2 separate regions of the Homo sapiens genome follow, and region 2 is linked to region 1. The links are chromatin loops, found by intact Hi-C in ENCODE. Cell type or tissue: mammary epithelial cell. All regions are shown on one strand. Links, peaks and the distances in the headings refer to the core of each region. The heading gives the core; the rest is flanking DNA. Region 1 holds the start of GRM8 (glutamate metabotropic receptor 8). Region 2 has its middle 29 kb from the start of LINC03012.

Region 1 (2,909 bases), core at 284-2,783:
TGAACCTCTTTACTGTAATGTAATCATGGGCAGACAAGAGGGGTGGCTGCCTTGTTCTTTGCAACGTAAAATCAACAGACACCCAATCAAGCTCCAATGCCCGGCCAGCCCCTCGCCCCCTGGTGCCCACTCTCCTTCTCCCCCCATTCCCGTCACCTCCGCCCGCTATTTCTCTCACAGACTACGGACATGCAGGGCCATCTACTTGTGCTCAGGAAAAACAAATCACTAGAGTGATATGAGAAGGAATGGTGCACCTGGCTGTCCGCTGAAAGGTTTTAGAGAAGAAAACGGAAAGGGGAATAAAACGGGGGGATTCTCCTTTTCCAACAAGCAGGGCGTTTTGGGGAAGTTTGGGGGCCAGGGGCTTTTTGTCCCGTGGTTCGGCACTTGCTTTCCTCGGAGCCGCTTTCTGCTGCCGGGCGGCGAGTCTTACCCTGCTCCCCGCAGAGGGCGCGGTGAGGAAGCCCGCCGGGGGCCCGCAGCTCCATGTCAGCGCCGCCGCCGCCGCCGCCGCCGCCGCGTGAGGCGAGCACAGCGGCCGCACTTGTGGCTGATCTCTGGGCTGAGGGGGCTGAGCTGGCCTAGCAGGCGCCAAGTCTCTTCCATGTGAATAACAAATACTCCCACCGGCGGCCGCGATTGGTCTGCGCCCGGCGCCTCCCGATCCTCCGCCCGCGGCCATTCACCCGGCGCGGCGCGGGGAGCCGCGGCCAGGATCGCGCCCGGGATCGCCAATCGCTTCGCGCCAACCAGTCACCTCGGGAAGCGGGAGGAGGAACCCCCGAGGGGCGGGAGCCTCTGGATTTCGGTGTCACCCAGCGGCCCTGGCGCGGGCAGGGAGGGGGACCCTCGGCCCGCGGATCCCCCTCCGCTCTTCAGCCTGAAGCGACGAGGAGACCAGAAATGTCAATAGTTCTGATTTTTAAAAATCATCCCCCCTTCCCCGCCCCCAAGAAAAAGGGGAGGACCCAACTACAGAGTGAGAGGGTGGGAAGAAGCGGGAGCGGTAGAAGAAGGAATATGGTTGTGGAGGAGCCCAGCGGCTCCGGCTGCCTGGCGAGCCCGGGACCGGCGCGGGGAGGCGCGACGCCCGCCCGAGCACAGCGGGCAGCACCCGCGAGCCCGGGTCCCCGGTGAACACAGCTCCAGAAAGCGTCACCGAGAATAACACATGGTAGATGACAAGTGTCCCGCCACATGCTTTCTTTTCGGGAATGCTTAAAGTAGAGCCGGCAAGCCGCGCGGTTCCCTTGCAAAGTTTGCCTGGCGCCGCGCGGCGGTTCCGCCATTTGTCCCGCCCCGCGGCTCTGGCGATTGTCTCCCCACTCCCCGCCCCCGAGGGTCTGAGGGACGCGTGCAACAGAGTCCCCAGGGCTCGAGGTACCACACAGCGCGGTCCGCTGCGGGCACTGCGCAGGAAGGGGCATGGGTGGCTACCGGGACGGTCATTTTATTGAGATGATTCAAGGAGCCGCAGACGCGGGGCAGGAAACTCCGGGGGAGCCGTGCTCGGGTTCTGCAGGGAAACCTCGGGATTCCCTTCGCATGCCGCATGCGGAAACCTGCCGGGCTCGACGTGCACAGTCCAGCGCTCCTCCCCACTAGTTACTGCCCAGGCCCCCCGATCCTGCACCCGCCGGAATGAGAGAAAGTAGCCCCTCGCCGCCCAGCTCCCGGGTAGCTGCTCCGGCCGGGCCTTGCGTTGGTGAGAAAGTTCCATCTAGAGGCGGCCGCGCGCAACTGCAGGCGGCGCCCTAGGCCCGGGCGAGCCAGGGAGAGCGGGGCGCGGGGGGAGAGGGGGCAGCCCAGGAGATAAGGAGGATGGAGAAGGACGGGAGAGACCCCGAAAAGGCAAGCTCTAGACCCCCGTTCGGCATCTCTACAATGAATTTTATCTTCCTAAGCATCATGAACTTATAAGCATTATGTCAGGAATCTTTCATTAATTCCTGTATATATCGCCTGTTCTGTTCGGGTTATTTTAATTTTCACATCAACTCTGTGAGATGGTCAAAATTATTAAGCCCACTCTACAGATGGAGGCAGAAGCCGAGGCTTAGAGACACGGCTGGAAAGTATTACAGCCAGAAATCAGTGTCTGGCTTCAAAACCCCATAGCACTTCCTCCCTGGTGGTGTTGGCTTTTCCCAAGGCTGGTTGTAATGTGCGAAGTTTCGATTGAGGAAACAGCTGTCTCTCTCCTAATTTCAAAAAAGGACCCTTGCCCTTTGTCACTTAGAAAAAATCTACAGGTTTTCAGCCCAGGGCACCTCTTCCCCTTTCGTTCCCTTCCTTCTCCCATCTCATGAGAGGCTCTTTGATTGTTGAATCATTATTTTATAGCTGCAACCACAAAAGAGGGAGGGAGGAGGATTTGGAGAGAGAAAATGGGCTGGGTCCTCTGTCTGAAAACCTTTCTGCATAGGGAACCTCAATTCCCTGTGAATGTCTAGTGCAGCTCTGAAGAGGGTGATCAGTGTCCGGTGCCACTTGGGACAAGGAAGGTGGGAAGAGGGAAGAGCTCCTAATTTATGCGGAGATGGGGCTGGGTGGACTTCCTGGTTGCACGCCTGCGTGTAAGACGCTTTAAAGATTTTCTTTTCTTAGGGACTGGAAGAGATCCCTCCTCCCCCAGAAGTGTAAAGTAAGTGCAGTGGCCTGATTTCTATAGCAGGAAGCCCACTCCACCCCAAACTCCAGACCCATGATCCCGGTCTGAGCAATGATATCACAGATAACGTAGAGGTATGAATAAGTCCGTTTTAGACCATTTACTACGTGTGCATTGATAAATTTGAGGGGAAAAGAGACACGACGGAGGGGAAAGGCAGAGGAGGCCCGCAAATACGTTGGGCATCGACAACTGCTGACCACACATCGTCTTCAGGGTAGGCTAGAGGCCAGCT
Region 2 (2,909 bases), core at 121-2,620, 190 kb after region 1:
GGGGACAGCCCCTATAATGGCATCTGGCTGATAAAAGTGAGTGAAGCCCCAGTGTGTGAGGAGGCAGAGAGTCCTTCTCTGTGACTCACCTTTCCACTGGGGATCCAAGCAACCCAGTCGAGGAGAAACTTTGTTTCTCCCAAGCCCTGGAGCTAACTTGGGGAGAGACTTGGAGACTCTGTGAGGGAAAGACAGTGGGCAAAGCTGCAGACATTTTCTCAGACCTAGGACCAAGAGTAGGATGCCATTTTTAATCCAGGCGCATACAAAGGCAACCATTCTTAGGCAATTCAGCAGCGTAACTGTGCAGGCATTTTAGTCTCAAGCCAGAGATTGGAATGCCTGCTCTGGAGAAAGGTAGGGGCCTCCACAGCCAGAACTGTGAAAAACACCTCAGCAATAGGTGCTGCAATTGTGCTCTCCCATATTGCAAGCCTGGAACCAGAGGAGAGCAGCTACATCTGCAGTTTCTCCTCAGCAACCAGTCTTGCAGCCAGGGCCAGCTTGATGACCTCGAACTGATCTTCATGTGCCTTGCTGGGTATACTAGACTGCTCCCCTAAGACTGTGGTGCAGTGGGGCCGTCTCTGCTCCACCCCAAGGCAGATTTCCTACCATTCAGAGCACCCATTCACCTGGTTCAGCAGCCTGAGCCACCTCATGCTTCTCAGGCATAGATCATGGTGCAGCAGAGCTTTCTCCACTCCACACCCAGACAGATCTCTAGGCATTTGGATCCTGCTCATATGGATGAGCAGCCTGACCTGCCCCACTGTTCCAGTGCAGAGATCCTAGTTCAGGGGGGCCTCTCTGCTGTCTCTGCTTCATGCCAAGGCAGATCTATGGCATTCAGAGCACCTGCTCATCTGGTTCAGCAGCCTGAGCCACACACACACCCTTCCGGGACATAGATAGTGGTAGAGTGAGTGACTGTCCACTCCATGCCCGAGCAGGTCTCCAGGCATTCAGAGCACCTGCTTGCCTGGTTCAGCAGCCTGAGTCACCCCAGCCCTCCTGTGCAGAAACCTTGGTGCAGGGGGGACCCTTTCTACTCCATATCCAGGCAGATCTTCAGGCATCTGGAACACTCACTCTCCTGGATTAGGAATTTAAACTCCCCCCATCCCCACGCAGAGAACTTGGGACTGAAGAGGTTTCCCTGCTCCATGCCTAGGCACACCTCTTGGTGCTTGGTGGCTGCCTACTGGATTCCCCCATGGTGTTGGTGCTTGTGCCTGTCATCAGGAGATCTATAGGTGGACCTGCTGAGTCCAGCCCCACCCTTCATGGACCCTGCCTCTCCAGGGCTGAGCAAGCAGCTCAGACCACTGCTCATCCCGGGCAACAGAGGGCAACAGAGAGCTTCTGCTAGTAAACAAGGATCAAATATATACCCAGCCACACTGGCCATAGCAGCTGTTACTTATAACTGCCATCTACTGGCCTGTAGGTCAAACTGCACTGCCCAATATAAAACCTGCTGAAAGAAGTGCATAGGGCTATAGAAGCAAAGCCAAAAGACCCTACCCAACATTCTCTACAGTCACACTCCTGGGGTGGAGGGAAGGGAAATGAAAGAAAAAATAATAATATTATTATAGGGGAAGAAATAAAAGAAAAAAACCCTACTCACATGGAAATAATTACAAAAATTAGATGTGACAGTATCTCCAGATGAGAAGGAACCAGCACAAGAATTCTTGCACCATGAAAAATCTGATTGTAGTGACACCACCAAAGGGTCACACTAGCTCTCCAGCAACTGTCTTTAATCAAAATGGAAACTCAGAAATGACAGAGAAATCAAAGTATGGATTACAAAGAAGCTTAATGAGATCCAAGACACAGTTGAAAATCAACCCAAAGAAACTTCTAAAGGAATCCAAACAATGAAGAAAGAGATAAACATCTTAAAAAGAAATCAATCAGAGCTTCTGGAAATGAAATACACACTTAAGAAATTTCAAAATACAATTGAAAGCTTTACCAATACACTGGATCAAGCAGGGGAAAAAATTTCAGAGCTTGAAGATTGGTCCTTTGAATGAACCCAGGCAGACAAAAATAAAAAAGAATTTTAAAAAATGAACAAAGTCTTTGAGAAATATGGGATTATGTAAAGCACCCAAGCCTATCAACTATTGGCATTCCTGAGAGAGAAGGAAAAAAAGTAAACAACCTGGAAAACATATTTAAGGAAATATGTGCCACTGCATTCCAGACTGAGCAACAAAGCATTCTGTCTCAAAAAAAAAGGAAAGAAAGAAAAAGAAAAATAGAAATAACTAAAATTAGAGTAGAACTGAATGAAGTTGAGACCCAAAGATCCATACAAAGAATCAACAAAACCAAAAGTTTGTTCTGTGAAAGGATAAACAAGATCAATAGATCACTAACTAGATTAACAAAGAAAAAAGAGCGAATGTCCAAATAAACACAATCAGAAATGACAAAGGTGGTATTACAACCAATCCCACAGAAATACAAAAGATCCTCAGAGGCTATTATGAACACCTCTATGAACACAAACTAGAAAATCTAGGGGAAATGGGTAAATTCCTGAAAACATACAATCTCCCAAGACTGAATCAGGAAGAAACTGAAATGCTGAATAGACAAATATTGAGTTCCATAATTGAATCAGTAATAAAAAACCTACCAACCAAAAAAAGCCCTGAACCACATGGATTCACAGCTGAATTCTACCAGACATACAAAGAGGAGCTCGTACCAATTACCAAAATTGTTCCAAAAAATCGAGGAGGAGGGACTCCTCCCTACCTTGTTCTACAAAGCCAACATCACCCTGATACCAAAACCTGGCAAAGACACAATAAAAATGAAAACTACATGCCAATATCCCTGATGAAAATAGATGCAAAAATCCTCCACAAAATACTAGCAAACCA

What was found. Hi-C counts contacts between places; a loop is a spot of excess contacts. Peaks named below come from ENCODE experiments on the same cell type or tissue, not always from the same donor. Only the 100,000 strongest peaks of a DNase experiment are listed, where the experiment ranks them.
Region 2: it touches region 1 in a loop (8-fold over the local background); 9 of 110 quality-filtered maps call a loop at or near these places.

Annotation. Positions count from the first base shown.
Region 1 is chr7:127,252,361-127,255,269 of GRCh38, forward strand. It overlaps GRM8 (glutamate metabotropic receptor 8), which reads right to left and starts at 581. Exons shown (of 11, transcript NM_000845.3): 1 at 437-581. RefSeq lists an enhancer at 1,419-1,668 and a silencer at 1,789-1,848. In mammary epithelial cell, for the core only: a CTCF peak has its summit at 1,727 (motif pointing left); a DNase peak (open chromatin) is centred at 1,491; H3K4me3 peaks cover 1,419 bases; H3K27me3 peaks cover 107 bases.
Region 2 is chr7:127,446,155-127,449,063 of GRCh38, forward strand. No RefSeq gene overlaps it. Among named protein-coding and RNA genes, the nearest start is that of LINC03012, 29 kb to the right of the region's middle. In mammary epithelial cell, for the core only: a CTCF peak has its summit at 1,415 (motif pointing left); no DNase peak of the experiment used is centred there.